Linked DNA regions of Homo sapiens: regions 1 and 2 are each linked to region 3. A link is a loop called in an ENCODE intact Hi-C map of the cell type or tissue named here. Cell type or tissue: PC-3. All regions are shown on one strand. Each heading gives the region's core, and the rest is flanking DNA. Links, peaks and the distances in the headings are about the cores only.

The links. Peaks named below come from ENCODE experiments on the same cell type or tissue, not always from the same donor. Only the 100,000 strongest peaks of a DNase experiment are listed, where the experiment ranks them.
Region 1: it touches region 3 in a loop (5-fold over the local background); 2 of 110 quality-filtered maps call a loop at or near these places.
Region 2: it touches region 3 in a loop (4-fold over the local background); 25 of 110 quality-filtered maps call a loop at or near these places.

The regions. Positions count from the first base shown.
Region 1 is chr14:51,152,290-51,160,146 of GRCh38, reverse strand. No RefSeq gene overlaps it. Among named protein-coding and RNA genes, the nearest start is that of TRIM9, 61 kb to the right of the region's middle. In PC-3, for the core only: a CTCF peak has its summit at 2,911; a DNase peak (open chromatin) is centred at 2,906.
Region 2 is chr14:51,775,818-51,783,674 of GRCh38, reverse strand. All of the region lies in intron 1 of LOC101927598 (a long non-coding RNA gene), which reads right to left. Among named protein-coding and RNA genes, the nearest start is that of GNG2, 81 kb to the left of the region's middle. RefSeq lists an enhancer at 3,586-3,655 and a silencer at 7,464-7,633. In PC-3, for the core only: CTCF peaks have their summits at 3,195 and 3,406 (motif pointing right); DNase peaks (open chromatin) are centred at 2,714 and 3,404; H3K4me3 peaks cover 929 bases.
Region 3 is chr14:50,951,067-50,958,923 of GRCh38, reverse strand. LOC400212 (a long non-coding RNA gene) reads left to right here. Exons shown (of 4, transcript NR_170195.1): 2 at 1,708-3,070. Among named protein-coding and RNA genes, the nearest start is that of PYGL, 11 kb to the right of the region's middle. In PC-3, for the core only: CTCF peaks have their summits at 2,990, 3,747 and 3,947 (motif pointing left); DNase peaks (open chromatin) are centred at 3,003, 3,323 and 3,893; H3K4me3 peaks cover 798 bases; H3K27ac peaks cover 1,658 bases.

The DNA.
Region 1 (7,857 bases), core at 1,011-6,010, 200 kb before region 3:
TGTGGTGCCATATGCCTGTAGTCCCAGATATTTGGGAAGCTGAGGTGAAAGGATCGCTTTCGCCTCAGGCCTGGGAGGTGGAGGTTGCAGTGAGTCAAGATCATGCCACTGTACTCCAGCCTAGGCAACAGAGCGAGAACTTATCTCAAAAAAAAAAAAAAAGATTGAGCTTTGATATTAAAAATACACTGATATAAAACTAAAATGTGGTTCTCCATGTTACAAGAAGGTTTCCTTGAAGAATTGATCTGTTCTTGGTAAAATTTGCAAGAGGTTTTGATTTAATTCTGAAATCTGTTTCTTTATGTTTTCAATCATCTGAACTGAGATTTACAATTTAGAGCAATGTTTTCCTCCAGTATAACTTGATTCTATACTCTTGGCTTTCCGTGATGTGTCCAAATTGTTCCATGTAACCAGGAAATTTCCCATACTCTTACTAAAAGCCATGTATTTTCCTGCTCAAGGTACTAGTTTTCTTATTTACATTCCTCTATAATATGGGGTACACTCATAGCCTTGAGCACATATTCTTCCTGTGTTTGATTAAATTCAAGTACTTTCTCATCAGGTTCAACCTCCAGGTTTGCTAAACGGGCTTTCCATTAGGAGAAACCATCACACTGCAGGAGGCTTTCTTTACCTTTTTGGTAACTGGTCTAAGAAACAAAAATTTTACATTTTATCAAGATAATTTCCTGTGTTTCATGTTGTCTTTATTAGTTTTGTGATTACTTAGGAAAACTGAGTTTTGAAAGAGTTAAGGGGTTTTGTTTTGTTTTTACATCTATGTAACTTTCTGTATAACTTTTGAAGTCTTTGATTACCACTCTGGTTAAATAAGTGACTATTATTTCACAGTGACCTGTGTTCCTATTTTGATCAAGTGTTTTGAATCTTTTGATATCCTTGCTAGGCTTCCCAAGGATCAAGTTCTAAATTAAGTCTTTTTTGACTTTGAACTAACTTTGGGATGTTCCAGAGGCCCCAGAACTTCTTAAAGGCTCATAAAAGTGAGATATTGGGCCGGGCACAGTGGCTCACGTGGGCCTGTAATCCCAGCACTTTGGGAGGCCAAAGCAGACAGATCACTTGAGGCCACGAGTTCGAGACCAGCCTGGCCAACATGGTGAAACCCTGTCTCTACTGAAAATACAAAAATTAGCCGAGCTTGGTGACTTATGCCAGTAATCCCAGCTACTTGGGAGGCTGAGGCAGACCCCAGGAGGCAGAGGTTGCCGTGAGCCAACGTCGCACTACTGCACTCTAGCCTGGGTGACAGAGCAAGATTGTGTCAAAAAAAAAAAAAAAGTTATATTGTACTAAATAAGGCTTATTTGGGATGTTGAATTATATTGAAAGCCTCGTCAAATGATCAATGATGCTAGATCTTTTTTCAGTTACATTTATAGGTATATTATTTCAAAAATTATATAGATTCATAGAAATCTAATGGTATCAGTCATAATTTCAGTTGTTGTGTTAAAATGTTGTATACCACAGAAATAACCAAATTTCCATATCAATTGCTGATTATAATACACTTTTATCAAATTTTTAATCATGGCTATTCTAAGTCTCTGTCATTCACAGTTTCGATTCTTCTCTAAAAGCACTTTCAATCAGATTCATGGAAAAGGCTCTAACAAATATTCTTAAATATAGGTTTCCAGTAACTTTAAGATCAGTGGACTAAAACAAATTTCCAGAACTCTGATGAAGAAACTGATGAATTTATAAAGCTGCTAATCAGGATCAAGCAAAACAAAAATTACGTGAGATTGAATAACTGATAAAGATAATGTTTTATGACTTTTATTTGAGACATTGTTGGTTCTTTACTAAGTGTTTTTCAGGCTTAAGAAAACTTTTTATCTTAAGCTATCTATAGTTTAATTTGGTAAAGTATACTCATATGAACAAAAGTGTAAGCATTTACTTCTTCTCCTACTTGATCCCTCCAAAGTCTGGATACTATTCACGAGTATTCTTATTTTTATGGTAAAACAACTGTCTGCATAATTTCAATAAAAGTCTCCTCCCTAGCATTGGAAACATTGCTTATATTACCCAGGTTTTCACTGGAATGTCATACTTGAGAATGTACATAGGATGCCTGGCTTCAAGGGTTCTCAGCCTTATGGTGAGTGAGTAAAAATGGTCACTTTCTAACAGGCTTAGGAACCTCAAGACAGTAGGTAAAATATGAAGTCTGCTTTGGTTTGTCTTGTTAGCCTTGAGATGTTTTTAAATCTAAAATTCTTATGTAATGAATTACTAGTCCTGCTGCACTTGTGAAATAATCAGACCAAAATCAGTGAGACTCAACTTATTTTACAAATTTTCCTCACTCTTATTATCTTTGGTAGAAATCAAAAAGACTGTGGAGAGAAAAGTTGTATGTTTCCCCAAAAAGCTACAATACACCCATTATTAAATTGCAGCCTTCTGTATTGCTTTTTTCATTATCTACCTGTAGGTTAGACTGGATCCTGAATTCTTCTATGTTCCTCCAATCCAACTTTCTTCCATAATATCACTAACAATGGAAATGTTCTCTGTTCCTGGAGTCCTATAGGCTGAGACTAGATAATTTTTAAGAAACAAATCTCATCTGATATGTGGGCCACATAGAAAGTTCAAACTACCCAATGCCATAACTAGGGACCCAATGCCATAACCAGAGACATGCAAACAAGAACAAGAAGTTGATGGCTTTCTGCCATAAACAGCTTTTCCTAAGACATTGCAACAAGACACCATATTGTAATGAGACTCTTATCCCTTTTAGTGGTAAAAGGTAGGACTTTTTCCACTTGGCAGGAAAATAATGTAATTGAAATTTCTCACTCAGTAGCTTATGCTAGACATTTGACAGACCTTGACCTAAGAGATCCTTTAGTCCACCTAGTGGGTAACTTTGGCAATATCCCTAATATGACTGTTGCTCACTCTCTGCTTTAATTCAACCCAGTCATGGGATACTGGATGATAAAATTGTTCTATATTACCTGTTTGTTAAATAAGAAAATGTCTATGATACTGCTAATATTACATGCTGTACCTGGATAAATTCCTCTGGAGAAGTGGTGACCCACATACACAAAATAAGAAAACAGGTCATATAATTACAACAGGTTTCACCTAGTTACCCATGGTTATTTGATTTATTCATTCAATTGCCTTTAAGCCGAGGTTCGTGGCTAAAAACCACTATGCAAACTGAGATTTTCATATTACTAGTAATTTTACTCTATGTTTTCTTTTTAAAGAAAACCTGTTTATGTTAGTCCATTTGCATTGCTATAAAGGAATACCAGAGGCTGAGTAATTGATAAAGAAAAGAAGTTTAATTGGCTCAGTTCTACAGGCTGTGCAAGCATGCCTTCAGTATCTGCTTCTGGTGAGGGCCTCATGAAGTTTACAATCATGGCAGAAGGTGAAGGGGAGCCAGCATGTCACATGCTGAGAGAGGGAACAAGAGAGTGAGGAGGAGTTTCCAGGCTCTTTTAAACAACCAGAAATCATGTGAACTCATAGAGTAAGACTCAGTACTGTGAGGATGGCACCAAGCTGTCCATGAGGGATCCACCCCCTCGTTTCAAATACCTGCCATCATACTCCACCTCCAACATTAGGGATTACATTTCAACATGAGATTTGGAGGGGACAAAACATCCAAACCATAACACTGTTACTTTTTAAATTTCTGCAGAAGTACAGCTCCTAACAGAATAATATTGGACCAGCAATTTGAGATGATAGCCAGTGCCTACAGAAGAGACAAAATTGAACTTAACAATGGACTCTAGGTAGACTGAGCCTGAAAGCCACTCCCTCCAAACCTACCTTGTTGCTCAAATGTGGCTAAAAGGATTTTGACATTTACTCCATGTTACTAGTCACTCCCTCTGATGTAGGACCAGACCAACAAACTGGGACTGATGTATTCCAGCACCAAAGGATAATGGAAATCTAACTACAGAATGATTCATCAGTGATGCTTTTGGGAAAAGATCTCAATCTAAAGGGGAAATGTAAAATGTAAAATCACAATCAAAATAGAATAACTTGTGTTAAAACTCTGACAAATGAAGTCAGGGAAGGCCATGAAGAGCTCACATGCATGAATGCTTGATAACAAGAACTATCATAAAAGACTCTACAAAAACTACAACCTTGTTTTCTTCCCTCCAAATCTCATCTCATTGTGTGTGCAATTTCACACACAGAAAATTACTTCTGCGAGGATATCTACCCAGAAACTGCCTGTCCAGCCTTGGACTAATGCCACTCTGGTTACTGATCCTTGTAGCCAAGGATTGTTGTTTCAAAACAATTTTTATAACTCTACTTATTTTGCCTTTAAAACTTCTCCTTGCCCCAGGGTATAGTTTACTATAGCTTGTATTTTTGTTACGATGCCCGTTCTCAAATAAATATCATTTTCTCTTAAAGAGTCTATCTCTGTCTGTTATTTAGGTTGACATCTTTCATGCACAAAAAGAGAGAATAAGAGCTGGTAATTGAGGTGCCCTAGGCAGGAGGACTTAGGAGTTCTTTTAATTGATAGAATGCTATACAAGCATTCTCTTCATAGTCTGGGAGATCTAGTTTGTCAAGTTTTAGAAGGGCATATAAGGTCTGACCTATCAAGGAAAAATTAAGCATCTAGTTTCAACAGTACCTGCTAGGCCCCAAAACTCTCGTAAATTGTATATTAGTCTGAGGTTGAGGAAAGTTTAAAATACCCTTTAGTCTGTCAGGATCTAAGAGAAATTCTTGATATCCAAGATAATATCTTTGATCTTAAAAATCCTAAATATTTAACATGAGCCTGGAATCTCTTCTGTAGAAACTTTATGGCCTTTGTCTGCTAGAAGGTTAAGGAATGAACACTATCATGTTCATAAGCCTCCTTAGAAGGGAAACAACATCATCAACATACTGCAAGAGCGTCAAACCTGAGGGAAAGACATGTTTGTTAAATCTGTCTTCAGTCTCTGTGAAAAAAAAAAGAGAGGCTTTCAGTATATTCTTAGGGCATTATTTTCCAGGTATATTGTTGTTCTTCACACATGAAGGTAAATAAAAGGAAGGGTTTGGGTCATAATCCAAAAAGACAATCCCAAATGTCATAATCCTGAATGTTGAAATATGGAAAGATCAAAATCCCAAAAATATAATTATGGAAGAAATAAATTTAAAATTTTTTAAAAATACATTTATGTACTTTTTAAATTAGATTTTATTTTTTTAATTTTCTTTCCTTTTCCTTTTTTTTTTTTTTTGTTTTTTTTTTGTTTGAGATGCAGTCTCACTCTGTTGCCCAGGCTGGAGTACAGTGGTGCGTTCTTATGCAAGCTCTGCCTCCCAGGTTCATGCCATTCTCCTGCCTCAGCCTCCCAAGTAGCTGGGACTACAGGCACCTGCCACCATGCCCGGCTAATTTTTTGTATTTTTAGTACAAACGGGGTTTCACTGTGTTAGCCAGGATGGTCTCCATCTCCTGATCTCAGATCCACCCACCTTAGCCTCCCAAAGTGCTGGGATTACAGGCGTGAGCCACCATGCCTGGCCTTAATTTTCTATTTTTGTGGGTAAATAGTAGGTGTATATATTTATGGGGTACATGAGATATTTTGATACAAGCATGCAATGTGAAATAAGCACATCATGGAGAATGGGGCATCCAAAAGGGGGTTTATTTGAGAAACATAAAAACAAGACAGAACACGTCATAGGCTAGTTCACACAATAAAATAGCAATCATATAATAATACACATATTTTCCAAGCATGAACAGGTACATTAACAACAATTACATGGGTATAATAGTTATGAGCAGATGAACCATATTCATTAAAAAATAGATCAAAAGGCAAAATGTATAAATGCATATCACTATGGTTGGTAACTGTGTGCACACAATTTTACAACTGTAGTCATCTGAAATACTGTGATGAGACAACCTAAGTTTTTTGATGAGATCAATCAGAAACTAAGATTGTTGTCCAGAGAGTCAAGATCAAGAAATTTAACCTTTCACAGATGCAGGTGTACCAAAAGGACATCTCTTCATTTATTGAGGAAGTTTCAACATTTCTATATACATGCACAACATTGTGATAGTGCATGTTTATGGAGTCAAATTTGCAAAAATTGAATAAAACCAATTAGGATGCTCTAAAAGTCTTTATACCATTTATATTTCCAGTATTAAAAATGATGTGAAGATGAAATATATAGCATAACAAATTGGCACTATATGAGAAGGGTCAGAACTTGCACATGCTTGAATAATTTGACGGGAAATTTCTTTTTTTTATTTTTTTTATTTTATTATTATTATACTTTAAGTTTTAGGGTACATGTGCACAATGTGCAGGTTAGTTACATATGTATACATGTGCCATGCTGGTGCGCTGCACCCACTAATTCTTCATCTAGCATTAGGTATATCTCCCAAAGCTATCCCTCCCCCCTCCCCCCATCCCACAACAGTCCCCAGAGTGTGATGTTCCCCTTCCTGTGTCCATGTGTTCTCATTGTTCAATTCCCACCTGTGAGTGAGAATATGTGGTGTTTGGTTTTTTGTTCTTGTGATAGTTTACTGAGAATGATGATTTCCAATTTCATCCATGTCCCTACAAAGGACATGAACTCATCATTTTTTATGGCTGCATAGTATTCCATGGTGTGTATGTGCCACATTTTCTTAATCCATTCTATCATTGTTGGACATTTGGGTTGGTTCCAAGTCTTTGCTATTGTGAATAGTGCCGCAATAAACATACGTCTGCATGTGTCTTTATAGCAGCATGATTTATAGTCCTTTGGGTATATACCCAGTAATGGGATGGCTGGGTCAAATGGTATTTCTAGTTCTAGATCCCTGAGGAATCGCCACACTGACTTCCACAATGGTTGAACTAGTTTACAGTCCCACCAACAGTGTAAAAGTGTTCCTATTTCTCCACATCCTCTCCAGCACCTGTTGTTTCCTGACTTTTTAATGATTGCCATTCTAACTGGTGTGAGATGGTATCTCATTGTGGTTTTGATTTGCATTTCTCTGATGGCCAGTGATGGTGAGCATTTTTTCATGTGTTTTTTGGCTGCATAAATGTCTTCTTTTGAGAAGTGTCTGTTCATGTCCTTCACCCACTTTTTGATGGAGTTGTTTTTTTCTTGTAAATTTGTTTTAGTTCATTGTAGATTCTGGATATTAGCCCTTTGTCAGATGAGTAGGTTGCGAAAATGTTCTCCCATTTTGTAGGTTGCCTGTTCACTCTGATGGTAGTTTCTTTTGCTGTGCAGAAGCTCTTTAGTTTAATTAGATCCCATTTGTCAATTTTGCCTTTTGTTGCCATTGCTTTTGGTGTTTTAGACATGAAGTCCTTGCCCATGCCTATGTCCTGAATGGTATTGCCTAGGTTTTCTTCTAGGGTTTTTATGGTTTTAGGTCTAACGTTTAAGTCTTTAATCCATCTTGAATTAATTTTTGTATAAGGTGTAAGGAAGGGATCCAGTTTCAGCTTTCTACATATGGCTAGCCAGTTTTCCCAGCACCATTTATTAAATAGGGAATCCTTTCCCCATTTCTTGTTTTTCTCAGGTTTCTCAAAGATCAGATTGTTGTAGATATGCGGTGTTATTTCTGAGGGCTCTGTTCTGTTCCATTGATCTATATCTCTGTTTTGGTACCAGTACCATGCTGTTTTGGTTATTGTGGCCTTGTAGTATAGTTTGAAGTCAGGTAGCATGATGCCTCCAGCTTTGTTCTTTTGGCTTAGGATTGACTTGGCGATGCGGGCTCTTTTTTGGTTCCATATGAACTTTAAAGTAGTTTTTTCC
Region 2 (7,857 bases), core at 1,011-6,010, 820 kb before region 3:
ACGTGAGGCTTCTTATGGAAAGAGCACAGGTATCTGGGGTCTAAAGGCCTTGGTTAGTCTGCTATTTCCAGCCAAGATGGAATAACAGGAATGGGATTTAAAATTCCTACCTGAAACAACCACAAAACTAGGGGTAAAAAAAATGAAAGAATGTTTTTCAAAACATGGAAAATAGGAAACAGTTCTGTGACACTTGAGAGATGGTAAAAAAAATGAGGTGAGCCTTACAATCTGTAGAGTCAGTGCGATTCTAAGTAAAATCTCAGAAATTTTTAAATAGAAATTGACAAGATTTGTACAGAAATGCAAAGGACCAAAAATAGTCAAAACAACTTTGAAAAAGAACAGCAAATTTGGAGGGCTTATCTACCTGATTTCAAAACTACTTATTATAATGCTATAGTAATCAGTATGGTATCGGCATAAAAATAAACAAATAGATCAATGGAACAGAATAGAGATTATAATAATGGAGTTACATATATCTGGTCAATTGACAGTTAACAACGGTGCAAAGGAAATTCAGGGGAGAAAGGATAGTCTTTTCAATAAGGGGTGCTGAAAAAAATAGATATCCGTTTGCAAAAAAAGTAAATAAATTTTAAAAACTCCAATACACATCTCACATCATATAAAAAATTAATCAGAATAAATCATAGACCTAAAAGCAAAACCAAAACTACAAAACCTTTAGAAGAGCATATAGGAGAAAATCCCTATGACCTTGGGTTACAAAGACTTGTTAGATACAGAACTAAAAACATGATCTAAAAAAATTTTTTGGTAAATTGGACATCATTAAAATTTGAAACGTCCATCCTCAAAAGACATTATTAAAAGAATGAAAAGGAAATCTACAGAATGAGAAGAAATATTTGAAAAATCACATATCCGATAAAATATTTATATATGAATATATAAGGAATTCACAAAACTCAATAATATGCCAACGAACAACCCAATTTTTGTAAGTGGGCAAAAGATCTGAACAGACACTTCACTAAAGAAGATATTTGAATGACTAATAGGCACATGAAAATATGTTCAACATCATTAGTCATTATGGAAATGCAAATTAAAATCACAATGAGATGTTACTACCTATTACAGTGTCCAAAATGGAAAAGACTAACCATACCAAGTATTGGCAAGGATGTGGAGTATCCACGTATGAAATTCTCATACATGCTGGTATGACCATTTCGGGAAGACAGTTTAGCTGTTTGTGAAAAATCTAAACATATACTGATCAAATAATGCAGACATTCCATTTTTAGATTTTTACCCCAAAGAAATGAAAACTTAGGTCTGCTGCAAATATTTTCACGTCAGTGTTTATAGAAGCTTTATTCATTATAGCCCCAAAGTAGAAATAATCTAAATGTCCATCATCAAAAGAATGAATAGTGGCATACCCATCTAAAGACACATTCCCTAACAATAAAATGGAATAATACACAAAACAACAGGAATGAATCTCATGATAATTATGCCAATAACGCTAGACAAAAAAGCATATACACTATATGTTTCCATTTATGTAAAATTTGTATAAAATGAAAACTATAGTGACAGCAGATCAACGGTTGCCTGGGGATGGCAGTGTGGGGGTGGAGACTGGGGGATTCCAAAGGGGCATGAGGAAATGGATGGGATAAAGGATATGTTCATTATCTTGATTGTGGTACTGGTCTCATGGGTTTATACTGTCAAACTGATCAAAGATCAAATTTTGTATTTTAAATATGTGCATGCAGTCTATTGTATGTCAATCATACTTCAATAAAGTTGTTTAAGAAAAAGGCCTGTCTTCAAGTCACAGTTGTGTAATCTCAAACAAGTGTTTTCACCTCTCTGCACCTGAATTCCCTCAAGGGTCAAATGAGGAGAATAACACACACCTCACAAGGTTGCTGTGCCGGGCGAGATTCTGTAGCAACAGCCCTGAAAAAAGCACTAAATCAACGCCATGGAGAGCATCTTGTCTTCCCTGTAAGGAAGTTAATTTTCCGATTGATCCCTCAGCAGAATGGCAGTGTTCCCTCTCTAGGTCGTCCCTTTTATCTTCAGAAATCAAAGAACATGACTTTTGAAGCTAGAGTCGTTAGATCTCTTAAATGCCTTTAGAAACAACGTTAGATGGGGAAAAATGAGAACACACAGGAAATTAAAAAGCAACAGCATAAGCATCTGCAGCTTTGTTGAGCACTTGTGAAAATTGGGCTTGCCCTACCATCAAAGGACACAATAAATTTAAGCCATCTGACCTATGTGTAACCCCTGCACACACACAAATGAATATATGTATCATATTCATATGATACACAATTATGAAAGGAAAATAAATTTAAAAAAAATAAACCACAGCCAGGCACGGTGGCTGATGCCTGTAATCCCAGCACTTTGGGAGGCCGAGGCGGACGGATCACGAGGTCAGGAGTTCAAGACCAGCCTGGCCAACATAGTGAAACCCCGTCTCCACTAAAAATACAAAAATTAGCCAGGCATGGTGGTGCATGCCTGTAGTCCCAGCTACTCCGGAGGCTGAGGCAGAAGAATCGCTTGAACCTGGGAGGTGGAGATTGCAGTGAGCCAAGATTGCCCCTCTACATTCCAGTTTGGGCAACAGAGTGAGACTTCGTCTCAAATAAATAACAAATAAATAAACCGCATATGCTTTAGAGTCAGACTTTGAATCAGATCCTGACTCACTGGCTCCGTGACACCTTGGACAGCTCCCTCAATCGTGCTAAGCCTCAGTTTTCTCACTTGTAGAACACTATCCTGGAGTAAGAAACTGGAAAAACAAACAAACAAACAAACAAAACCATGTAAAATACCTAGGACAGTATCTGGCACAGGATGGAGCTCAGTGAAACAGCTTCCCTAAGGTAACACACCAGACTGATCACACTTGAATTCAAACCTCCTGGTCCCAGGTCAATAATTTTTCTATTATCCTCTGTTGCTAGTTTACCTGGGTAGTCTGTGGCAGAGGGGCAATTAGATACCGGGTGTCTTAACTCTCAGTCTGGTGTTGTTGCCATTGCACAAGGTCATTTTTAAGAAATCACCACTAATGAGAATCTATTAATTAGGGGGAAAACGGCACCTAGAGATGGAATCATACTGGTTGAGGGACCAGGGAAAATCCCTTTGGATCCTATTCCAATGCTACTAATTACTACCAGGTCAGTCCCCAGTGTGACACCTGTCCTTCCACTGGTCATTCCCTGTTTGCCATTGTCCCTGCAGCGGAACCCTTTCCAGAGCTTTCTACCTGGAAGCCGCATCACCCCCGCCACTCGCGCCCCTCGCCTCCGCCACCCCAGCACTGGACTGGGCGGGATGTTGGGAGTACATAATTGTTGTTGTGGCGGCTCTCAACCACAAGATGGCAGCACATGACTCTCTTTCAGAAAAGAAACCTGCAGCAGGGGAATTTTGCAACCTGGCACGTTTCAATTAAGATGAAAATATATTTTTAGAAGTTGCCTCCGTCACCCTTCAAATGGTAAGCATAAACCAAAGAACACAAAAGGAGACTGCTAAGGCATGAGGATTAGGGATGAAGGGAAGACTAAAGTAGACAGTCCCTGTAGAGGTGCTTGGAAGCTGTAGGATTTGCCTTCTTGGTGTTTGCACTAGGTCTTGTTGCTGCTCTCTTCTTTGTTCACATTCTTGCCAGAGCTCATAACTCCAAAATTAACTATCCTAGGGGTCTCTGTCCTTGATCGAGTCTATCTGAGCCTTGACCAGGCTTTAAAATTCTGAATTCCTCTATTTCCATTAAGATGTGAGTGTATTCCTTATTTCTTTTCCCATAATATCAAGGGCACGGGGTTTTTTTTGTTGTTGATGTTGTTGTTTTTTACATTTCTCTGCCTGTTCTCTGCTGCTGCACGTCCACTTCAGACATCATTTATTGTTGTGATTATGCCGGTATCAGGAGATGGAGTGGATTTCAATCTCCATCCCACCTCAGACACACCAAGGTCTGAGCTAAAGTAGTCCTAGCTACCTCAGCACCTCGGCCCCAGGTAGCCCTCTGCGGATGGGTTCTCATCTTCTTTCCAAGTTCTTCCTTCTCACCTGGAATGTAAACACCTGTGAAGGGCAGAGTGTGGCACCTAGGGCATTTTAAACTCCTCCTTGGGAGCTCATAAATCCTTTTTTTTTTTTTTTTTTTTTTTTGAGATGGAGTCTCACTCTGTTACCCAGGCTGGAGTGCAGTGGTGTGATCTCGGCTCAATGCAACCTCCGCCTCCTGGGTTCAAGCAATTCTCCTTCCTCAGCCTCCCGAGTAGCTAGGATTGCAGGCATGAACCACCATGTCTGGCTAATTTATTATTATTATTTTTTAGTAGAGATGGGGTTTCGCCATGTTGGCCAGGCTGGTTTCGAACTCCTGACCTAAGGGGATCTGCCCGCCTTGGCCTCCCAAAGTGCTGGGATTACAGACGTGCACCAACACACTTCGCTGATTTTTGTATTTTTAGTAAAGACGGGGTTTTACCATGTTGGCCAGGCTGGTCTCAAACTTCCAACCTCAAGTGATCCACCAGCTTGGCCTCCCAAATGCTGGGATTTCATAAACCTCATGTTTCAAGCAAGAGAATATTTTGATTACCTAAAGTAATTAGAAGCCCTGCGCTTAAATTGGGAATCATCATCTTTCCTATTAGGTCTTGAGGAAATGTGATACAGACGCATAGACAAATAATCGGAATATAAACTCCTGAGGGAGTGGAGAGAGTTGGTTAGTGATGATTCCTAATGAAGAAGTGAGCAGGGGTTAGCTAGGCTTATCTGGAGGCGGGGCGCTGGGGTGAGGAAAGGCATTCTCTTTAGAGAGCAGTACCTAAGGGGTGGAAGTGAGAAACAGCAAAATGCAAGCAAGCAACCATGGGCAGCTCTGTCCTGTGAGAGAGTAAAGCACGGAGAGTCAGTAATGGATAGGCTCTTGCCATAGGCAGTATAGATCATAGGGTGCCTTTGTATAGATCATAGGGTGCCTTGTACGCCATACAAAAGGGCTGGGTCTCCTGCTCTAGGTGGTGGATGGTCGCTCAAGGGTTTGATGAAGACAGTTCATATTTCAAATAGATTGCTGAACCCTTAAGGTGGAGGAGATATTTAGGAAGGCTATTCCTGTAAGTAGGGACCCAATGGGGGCATGGTTGCAGTAATGCAGGAAAGAGACAAAAGGGGTCAGAGTCGGGATATGGGACAAGATACAGAGGGGCATTTAGGAGCCCACTCAGGAAGACCCCATCAACTGGTTGGATGTAAAGCTGAGGAAGTAGAGACGGGTACAGCGATTACATTCTGTAATGTAATGGGCGCTGGATGGGAAGAGGAGAGAGGTGGGTGATGGGGTGGGGCTGGTGAAGTGGAGCTAGTGGGGTGGGGACTAGGTAGGGCTGAGCTGGGTATGGGGAAAAGGAAGCTCTTGTTTTGTTGTATTTTGGGGATTGTTTAGAACAGGAGGGCGCTTGACACATTTAGGGACTGAGCGGGGAAGAAACAAGTAGAGTGTGATAAATTGAAGGTGCAGGAGAAAGATGAAGAGGCACGATCCTAAGAGGACTGGAGGAGGCTCAGGTGAGGAGCATGGGCTTTGCAGGAGGGTGTGTGTCTTTTTCCCTGAGACTGGAGGGAAGACCATCAGGCTGGGTGGATGGGCAGAGATGACTTTGTTAAGTGAGAGGGCAGGAAGTGGACTCTGCAAAAGAGCAGCAGAAAAAAGATTAGAGGTGGGAGATCTTGGAGAACCGTGTAGCCTGGTGGCCACCAGCACAGGCTCTGGAGTCAGGCTGACTTAGATTGCAGTGCCAGCTCCACCACTTACTGGCCATTTGGCCTTGGGCAAACTCTCTGATCTTTCTAAGGACTCAGTTTCCTTATAAAAGGGGATGATAAGACCTCCCTCATAGGATTATTGCGAGAACGAAATGAGATTCCATGCATTCTCTGAAGGAGATTGACAATGATGAAGACCATGCAGCAAATCGAGGAGCTAAATATGCCAGACAGATTTCATGGTCTAAACAGTTTATATGTCTTTTGATTGCCTCCCACAAGACTGAAAATAACTTGGGGGTAGGGGTCATATGTCTTGCTTTTCTTGGTCTTCCTGGCATTCAGTGCAATGCCTGCTTCATCAAGGGCTCTCAGTCAAGTTTGTTAAATGACTGAATAAATCAATTGCCCAGTCAACCCAACCATAGCTCCAGCTTCCAACTGCCAGACTGTGCACTTCCCATTCTACCGCACTACCTTTCTTGGTCCAGCCTTAACGTCTCTGTTTACCAACATTGTTACACTATTTGTGATTACTAAAGAGTAACAGTTCCTTGAATTGGGCACTATATTTTGGTTCTGGAAATGCAAAAGCACATTATTGTTTATCATGGAAGTCAGGTGATCTAGTTCTGCTAGTTAATTGACTAATTAACTACTAATTAATTAGCTAATAATTAAGTTAATTAATTCCTAAGAATTAAAAAGGAAAGGAGAGGGCGATTTATTGCCAGAGAGGCTTCTCTAAGTGTTTTTATGGCCACTTTCATCCTGTGTGTGACTGAGCTTTAGCACGTTGACCAGGTTAAGGATCTGGATGCCAGAAAAGCCACACCTGGGCCTGGTGGGGCAGAGAAAGGGCTGCTGCAGCCATGGAGCCAGCGCTCTCAGGCCTCAGCGGTTTCAGGTGCCCCAGCCAAGTGAGAGGCAGAGTGGGCGCTTGGCCGCTGAGAGAAGGTCAAGACATGAATAATGGAGGCCACAGGCACACCTTCCAGAGCTGTGTCTGCTTGCTAGGCTTTTCAACCTTGGCCACCCCACCTTTAAAAAAAAAGAAAACCTTTAAAAACATGAAAAGACCCAACATCTCCTTCCTTGCCCATCTCTCTCTCTCTCCTCTGCCCCCTCAGATGAAAGGCAGCAATGCAGCTAAAATGTTCCCACAAACGTTCAGGTACAGGGGAGCTGTCAAGATCAGCGTGCCACGGAGGCAAAACAAGGAACTTGGAAGAGCCATAAACTGCACACCACCCCCTCCTCAAATAACCCCAGGCTTAGCAAAGGAGCCTCTGCAAGCAGAGATGGAGTTTGTAAGGATTAAATTTCCTCCTCCCACAAGCCCCCAATTGCAAAAAGCCAAACTTTCTGGGTTCTTCCTACCAAACGACTCCCTTCTGACCACCAGAGGTCAGGCTGCAGTTAGGAACAGGCAGTAGGTCCCCAAAGGAGAGATCTGACCTAGTTCCTCCCAGGCCCTCCGGGGCACGTCTGGAGCTCCCCCAGACTCACCCAAGCTCGCCCAGCAGGGGCCTGTGGATTCCTTTCTCCTCTGTAATGGACAGGGGCAGGCACACCAGAAGCTGCCTGGAGTGTGATAAACCGAAGGTACGAAGAAAGATGAAGAGACAACATTTAAGAGGGCTGGAGGAGGCGCAGCGGAGGAGAATGAGCCTCCTGAATGAGTCATCCCCCACTTCAACTTATTAGGTTTGAGAACCACTCACCTAAGAATCCCGCGAAGCAGGGAGCTGATTAAAAAGCAGATTTGGCTGGGCACGGTGGCTCACGCCTGTAATCTCAGCACTTTGGGAGGCCGAGACGGGTGGATCACGAGGTCGGGAGATCGAGACCATCCTGGCTAACACGGTGAAACCCCATCTCTACTAAAAATACAAAAAAATTGGCCAGGCGTGGCGGCGGGCGCCTGTAGCTCCAGCTACTCGGGAGGCTGAGGCAGGAGAATGGCGTGAACCCGGGAGGCGGAGCTTGCAGTGAGCCGAGATGGCGCCACTGCACTCCAGCCTGGGCGACAGAGCGAGACTCCGTCTCAAAATA
Region 3 (7,857 bases), core at 984-5,983:
GGCTACAAACTATGAGTGCCACAATCAGCTTTTAACCATCTGCACAGATAGGAAGAAAATTTTTTAATTAAAAATTACTTTCCAAGCCTATTGTCCTGGGGTTAATATTAATAATTAGTTTGCAGGATGAGGCATTCTAAAAAGATTCTAGATAGCAGTAAAAAACTATCCTGCAAGTTTTTATATCTGTCATGAGCAATGAAATGGTTTATATTGTTACCACTTATTATAACTTATGATAACTAATCAAGATTCGACATTAATAAATAACATAAATACATAAATAAAATTATCAGTACCCAGCTACTCTAAATAATGTCATCCCTCTTTCTTTCTGGATTTCTAGTCAAATTCACTTTCTTCATTACTTCAAATACTTTACTTCTAAAGAACAGTACATCTGTACCCAAACAACATTTTTCACATACAGAAGAAAATGCATTAAAACTTATATATCAGATCTAGCAGTTATATTTCCAACAGAAATGAGGACATGCATGCAATAAAAAACATATACAGGCCAGGCATGGTAGCTCATGCCTGTGATCCCAACACTTCAGGAGGCCAAGGTGGGTGGATTGCTTGAGCCCAGGAGTTCAAGACCAGCCTGGGCAATTTGGTAAAACCCCATCGCCACGAAAAATACAAAAAATTAGCTGGATGTGGTGGTGCATGCCTATAATCTCAGTTACTCAGGAGTCTGAGGCATGAGAATGGCTTGAACCCAGGAGGTGGAGGTTGCAATGAGCTGAGATCACACCACTGCACTCTAGCCTGGGCAACAGAATGAGACTGTCTTGAAACAAAACAAAACACGTACAAATAGGTTTATGGCAGCTTTGTTCATGATAACTCCAAACTGGGTGCAACCCAAATGTCCATCAGCAGCAAAATGGATATATAAAATTGTGCTTTGGGAGGCCGAGGCGGGCAGACTGCGAGGAAAGGAGATTGAGACCATCTTGGCTAACACGGTGAAACCCCGTCTCTACCAAAAATACAAAAAATTAGCTGGGCGTGCACACCTGTAGTCCCAGCTACTCAGGAGGCTGAGGCAGGAGAACCGCTTGAACCCTGGAGGCGGAGGTTGCAGTGAGCCAAAATCGTGCCACTGCATTCCAGCCTGGGCAACAGAGCGAGACTCCATCTCAAAAAAAAAGTGCTACATTAATATAATGGAATACTACATAATGATGAAAATGTAAGAAATTTGGCAAGAACATAAATGAAACTTACAATGTTGAGTAAATGAAGTCAGACAAATAGAGACATACTGTATAATTCCATTTATACAAAGTTTAAAACTGGCAAAAGTAATCTGCCATATTGGAAATCAGGGTAGCAATCACCCTTAGGAGACAGTGACAGGAAGCAGGCACAGGAGGGGCTTCTGAGCTGCTCATAATGTTCTGTAGCTCAGTCTGGCTACGGAGCATGAGTCATCATCCATTTGGAGAAATTCATTGCGACGCAAACTTAAGATTTCCACACATTTTAATAAGTATGTTTTACTGATAGAAAAATATTACCCTCTCCAAAAAAGAGGGTTTACAAAGAGCTTACACATAAAAAGACATCATTTATTAAAGTTCTTTTAGCCTCTTCCTCTCCCTCTCCCTCTCCCTCTCCCTCTCCCTCCCCACGGTCTCCCTCTCCCTCTCTCTCCACGGTCTCCCTCTCCCTCTCCCTCTCCCTCTCTCTCCACAGTCTCCCTCTGATGCCGAGCCGAGGCTGGACTGTACTGCCGCCATCTCCGCTCACTGCAACCTCCCTGCCTGATTCTCCTGCCTCAGCCTGCCGAGTGCCTGGGATTGCAGGCGCGCGCCGCCACGCCTGACTGGTTTTTGTATTTTTTGGTGGAGACGGGGTTTCGCGGTGTTGGCCGGGCTGGTCTCCAGCTCCTGACCGCGAGTGATCTGCCCGCCTCAGCCTCCCGAGGTGCCGGGATTGCAGACTGAGTCTCGCTCACTCAGTGCTCAATGTTGCCCAGGCTGGAGTGCAGTGGCGTGATCTCGGCTCGCTACAACCTTCACCTCCCAGCCGCCTGCCTTGGCCTCCCAAAGTGCCGAGATTGCAGCCTCTGCCCGGCCGCCACCCCGTCTGGGAAGTGAGGAGCGTCTCTGCCCGGCCACCCATCGTCTGAGATGTGGGGAGCGCCTCTGCCCCGCCACCCATCGTCTGGGATGTGGGGAGCGCCTCTGCCCCGCCACGACCCCGTCTGGGAACTGAGGAGTGTCTCTGCCCGACCGCCACCCCGTCTGGGAGGTGAGGAGCGTCTCTGCCCGGCCGCCCTGTCTGAGAAGTGAGGAGCCCCTCCGCCCGGCAGCCACCCCATCTGGGAAGTGAGGAGAGTCTCCGCCCGGCAGCCGCCCCGTCCGGGAGGTGGGGGGCAACTCCGCCTGGCCGACGCCCCGTCTGGGAGGTGGGGGGCGCCTCTGCCCGGCTGCCACCCCGTCTGGGAGGTGTACCCAACAGCTCATTGAGAACGGGCCAGGATGACGATGGCGGTTTTGTCGAATAGAAAAGGGGGAAATGTGGGGAAAAGAAAGATAAATCAGATTGTTACTGTGTCTGTGTAGAAAGAAGTAGACAGAGGAGACTCTATTTTGTTCTGTACTAAGAAAAATTCTTCTGCCTTGGGAAAAAAAAATAAAGTTCTTTTAGTAAATGTTTGAAAACTCTGATAACTTGACATATATATATATATATATATATATATATATATATATATATATACACACACACACACACATATACACACATATATGAGATGTGAGATGTGCATATGTGGTGAATATGTGTGAAAGAGAGATGCATACCTCTCCAGTTCCCCTGAGTCTTTGAATCAGAGGGCATTCCATTAACTCCAACACAAATGCCAGTAGTTCTCACTCCCATTTGTCTCACCAAACCTCCAACTATCATGTCCTGTATTTCTAGGAGTCTCCAGGAGGTGTCTCCATGTGCTGCTCCCAGTCCTGCTGGCCACGCCCTGCCCCACTGGTCATCACAGTTCATCCAGATCCTCCTCTAAGATACAAGAGAATGACTCACTTCTTCCAGTTAGATGGTATGATGCTGTTTCTGAGTCTGAGTATTTTCTACAAAGCTTGGTGAGAAAATTCTTTCAGGGTTTGCTGACAGCCCTCTACATCCACAGGGTATACAGGCTTCTAGGTAGCTGGACCAGGGAACAGAATCCAGAAACTGCTACCATGCCATAGTCAGACTTACTGCTCCCCTCTGACAACTAAGGCTTCTTCCTGGGTGAAGTGAATCAGCAGACTCCTGCCCTTAGGGTGAGTTCTCACCCAGGAAGCTTCTCAGCCCTCACAGCTTGCTAGACATGTCCGCATACATCTAAATCCCAGCAGGGGGTGTGATCTGACATCTTTCCCAGATGGCTCCACCTCCCCTAGGCACATAGAGTTCGCCCAGGCCTGTCTTACCAGTTCACAGGTGTGCCCAGACAGGCCTGAAACCCTGTGCTGGACCCCAGCACCGCTCCCTCTACTTCACGACCCTAATCCTGTAAGCTCATGTGGTTCACTGGGAGGCCCAAGCCACCAGCACATCAAACTTTGAGTGTTCTTTAAATCTATCATAAGAATGTTGAAACCCCATACTTTTTTATAATTTTTAAATTTCTCCAATTTATCAGAATAATTTTTTTCTTTGGATTTCAGTGTATTTACATCTAAGATTTTAAAATGGAGAAAATGCCATCTCTTTATGCTCTGTCTAGAGTGATAAAAATAATCCATTTTTATTTATCTTCTTCAGATTATGGGTCATTTTCTCACAGGGTTTTGGTGCATAAATATCTGGAACAAAGAAAGGGAAATGAAGCAGTGATTAAAATTGCAGTCACATCCTGCTGAACCATTCACTAGCCTATGATGTGGAGTTCAAATGGTGAATTCTTCCACCTGCTGGTATCAGCCTGTCTCTGCAATTCACACATCAACTCCCTAAAAAACATAAAATGAAAATTCTGAGTGGGGAGAAATTTTACATTTTCATCTTAAGCTGGAAACGTATTATGACTCAATGACTGAGAAACTATCATTCAATGAGGTGGAGAAGGAAATGGAACTTCTAGGAAGATAGAGAAATGGCTGTTATCATTTGGTTTCTAGACAAATGCAAGATGTTCTTTTCTTCCTGTGACCTCAGATACCACCTAAGATCTGGGCTACTTGTTTTTTCTTTAGCATAGTCTGCCTTGTACCTTAATGCGAATATGGTGCCTTGAAGTAGTTTAAAGGTTCTGGGTAAGGCAGATGCCATGAACTGAATTGTTTTACCATTGGCAGCGAGCACAGTACCTTGTACACAGTGAGTACCCATTCAATGATCGCATTGTTGATATCCCAAGTTGGCTAATGCCCAGTTCTTCTTTCATGACCCTACAGGAGTCCTATAGTCATGGTTGTAAAAACTGGGTCAGGGTGTAAAACAGCCATTCCTGCAGTAAGTATAGGGACTTGTACTTAAAGGTAAGACCAGAAGCAGGAAAATAAAGAGAAGAGGTGGTTCTCAGAAGATAGGATCCTGGGGAGACAAGGTGTTTTGTTATTCTACAGTCAGTTTGGTTCACTGTTAAGTGTCCAGCACAATGCTGGACTCATAGTAGGTACTTAACAAATATTTTCCTAATAAATCAATAAATTAGAAACATTGAATTTGAAAAACAGAGGTAGGTTATGCTATGCAAAGCTATGCTCAATGAACTATAATCTATTTAATACAAGAAATGCAAAAAGAAAAGCCCTCATTTGTATATGAGATCAGCCTACAGTATATCCTCAGACTCCCAGCCTCCATCCTAGGAAATATTAAGTGAAAGGGAAGTTATTTTCTTCCGGCATTTCTATATGTTTTAAGCTAACACGTGTTATCCTTCACTATCTAAGCACCTTACTAGTTAGAACTTTAACGATGGATAAACAGCTTAGAGAAGTTAAAGTATTTGGCATTTGAGAATTTGGGGTTTGTGATTCCTTAGGTTTACCCCCATAAGGGAACAAAACTCTAAAATTCAATAATATTTTTTATAGAAGCCTATATGTTTTATATAGTTAAAGCCTGCAATTAATCAATCATGTACAAAGGGCAAGTCAAAATGTGGGCTCAATGGAGGGTTTGCATTACAAAGACCCTGAGACAAGGCAGCAAAGAGGCTGTCCCTTGTGCACATTGCATCATGATTATCTGCTGAAACCCTGTGCTTAGCACACTTTTCACTTCCTTTCCTTGGTCAGGATTTGTTCATATCTCTTTGCAAAATTGTCCAGAATTACTCTCCTCATTTGCTCCCATACAAAGGTGAAAGCTTGGCTAGGCATGGTGGCTCACGCCTGTAATCCCAGCACTTTAGGAGGCTCAGGTGGGTGGATAATCTGAGGTCAGGAGTTCAAGACCAGCCTGGCCAACATGGCGAAACCCCATCTCTACTACAAATACAAAAATTAGCTGGGTGTGGTGGTATGCACCTGTAATCCCAGCTACTTGGGAGGCTGAGGCAGGAGAATCGCTTGAACCTGGGAAGCAGAAGTTGCAGCGAGCCAAGATCGTACCATTGCACTCCAGACTGGGCAACAAGAGCAAAACTCTGTCTCAAAACAAACAAAAAACAAAGGTGAAAGCTTTTTCTGGAACATGTCTTATTGCATTAGTAATAACTCCAGTGGGCAATGCAAATACAAACAGCGTATAAACTCAGATGTGCAAGGAATGCAGTGTTTCATGTGTCTGTGTGAAGAGACCACAAACAGGCTTTGTGTGAGCAACAAGGCTGTTTATTTCACCTGGGTACAGGTGGGCTGAGTCTGAAAAAGGAGTCAGCAAAGGGTGGTGGGATTATCATTAGTTCTTACAGGTTTGGGGATAGGCGGTGGAGTTAGGAGCAATGTTTTGGGGGCAGGAGTGGATCTCACAAAGTACATTCTCAAGGGTGGGGAGAATTACAAAGAACCTTCTTATGGGTGGGGGAGATTATAAAGAACCTTCCTAAGGGTGAGGGAGATTACAAAGTACATTGATCAGTTAGGTTGTGGCAGAAATAAATCACAATGGTGAAATGTCATCAGTTAAGGCTATTTTCACTTTTTTTATGGATCTTCAGTTGCTTCAAGCCATCTGGATGTATACGTGCGGGTCACTGGGGATATGATGGCTTAGCTTAGGCTCAGAGGCCTGACATGCAGCTTTATATTTTTTGTATTAGTTTAACTGCTTTTTCTTGTTTTGTTTTTTTGAGGTAGAGTCTTATTCTGTTGCCAGGCTAGAGTGAGTGCAGTGGCACCATCTCGGCTCACTACAACCTCTGCCTCCCAGATTCAAGTGATTCTCATGCCTCAGCTTCCCAAATAGCTAGAACTACAGGCGTGCACCACCATACCCAGATAATTTTTGTATTTTTAGTAGAGATGGGGTTTTGCCCTGTTGCCAAGGGTCGTCTCAAACTCCTGGCCTCAAGCAATCCACTGGCCTCAGCCTCCCAAATTGCTGGGATTACAGCTGTGAACCACCTTGCCCTGGCCTGTAACAGTTTCAGTTTAACTTCTAATGTAAGCTCTCATTCCTCCAGGGAAGAAATTTGATCTCAAATTCAGTCAACCAGTCTATTCAACTGAGGACCCCTCAGCAGGGGTTCCCTGTGCTAAGGCCCTGGTGGCAGTAGCCAGTGGAGAGAAGGCTCTAGCCTTGATACCTCTCCCTTGGGTATTCTCTGAATCAGTCTTCAGCGCTGGGGATTTGGTCAATGGCTGCCCTGCGCCTCCCTGGGGATGAGGAGCCTTTGTGAACCTTGTCCAAGCCCTGACTACTGAGACCCTCCAGGCAGTCACTTCCTCGCTGGGCTCTTCTCAGGAAGCAGAGCAAAGTCCTGGGCACTTCTCAGATACTCAGCCTGCCTGGGATTTCTGCTACCTGATCAAGGAAGCCAGCTCCAGGATCCTGACTCCAAGACCAGTGATGTCTCTACTCCCCACACCTCCATGTCATCTTCTCATTACTGCCCCACTTTCCTCAGACCCTTGCCCTCACTCTTAATGTGTCTCCTGAATGTTAATTTGGAGTTCAAAACCAGGAAGGCTCACATCTTCCTCAGAGATTATAAGCACCTCAAGTGCTACAGCAGCTCCCCAAGGGAGATAGGGAAAAAGTAAACCATCAGGAGAAAATCAAAACACTGGTTAATATGTCAAAATATAATCCCAACCCAGAAGTTTCCATCTTAATAATGCTTTTACCATTTCCTGGCACTTCTCCACTCATATCTCTTTTGAGCTTAGCCATCTTTTTTTTTTTTTTTTTTTTTGAGACAGAGTCTCACTTTGTTGCCTGGGTTGGAGTAAGTGGTGCGATCTCAGCTCACTGCAACCTCCGTCTCCAGGGTACAAGCGATTCTCCTGCCTCAGCCTCCCGAGTAGCTGGGATTACAGGCGCCCGCCACTATGCCCAGCGAATTTTTTGTATTTTTAGTAGAGATGGGGTTTCACCATGTTGGCCAAGCTGGTCTCGAACTCCTGACCTCGTGATTCACCTGCTTTGGCCTCCCAAAGTGCTGGGATAACAGGCGTGAGCCACCGCACCCAGCCGAACTTAGCCATTTTATGGACTGAGAAGGACAGAGATCTTTGTCCTTACTTTGCAGAAGTTGAAATCAAGGCACTAAGTGATTCTGCAATCTCAGCATATTCCACAATAGGCATATGAAGGCTGTCAGTGATTTGAGGGAGAGGAAGAAGACAGGCTGGAAGTATTTCCATCTTTTCAGGAACTCCCACTGGACTATGCCTAAGAATTCAAACTACTGTATCAATGAGCAAATCAAATATGACAGGACCTGAA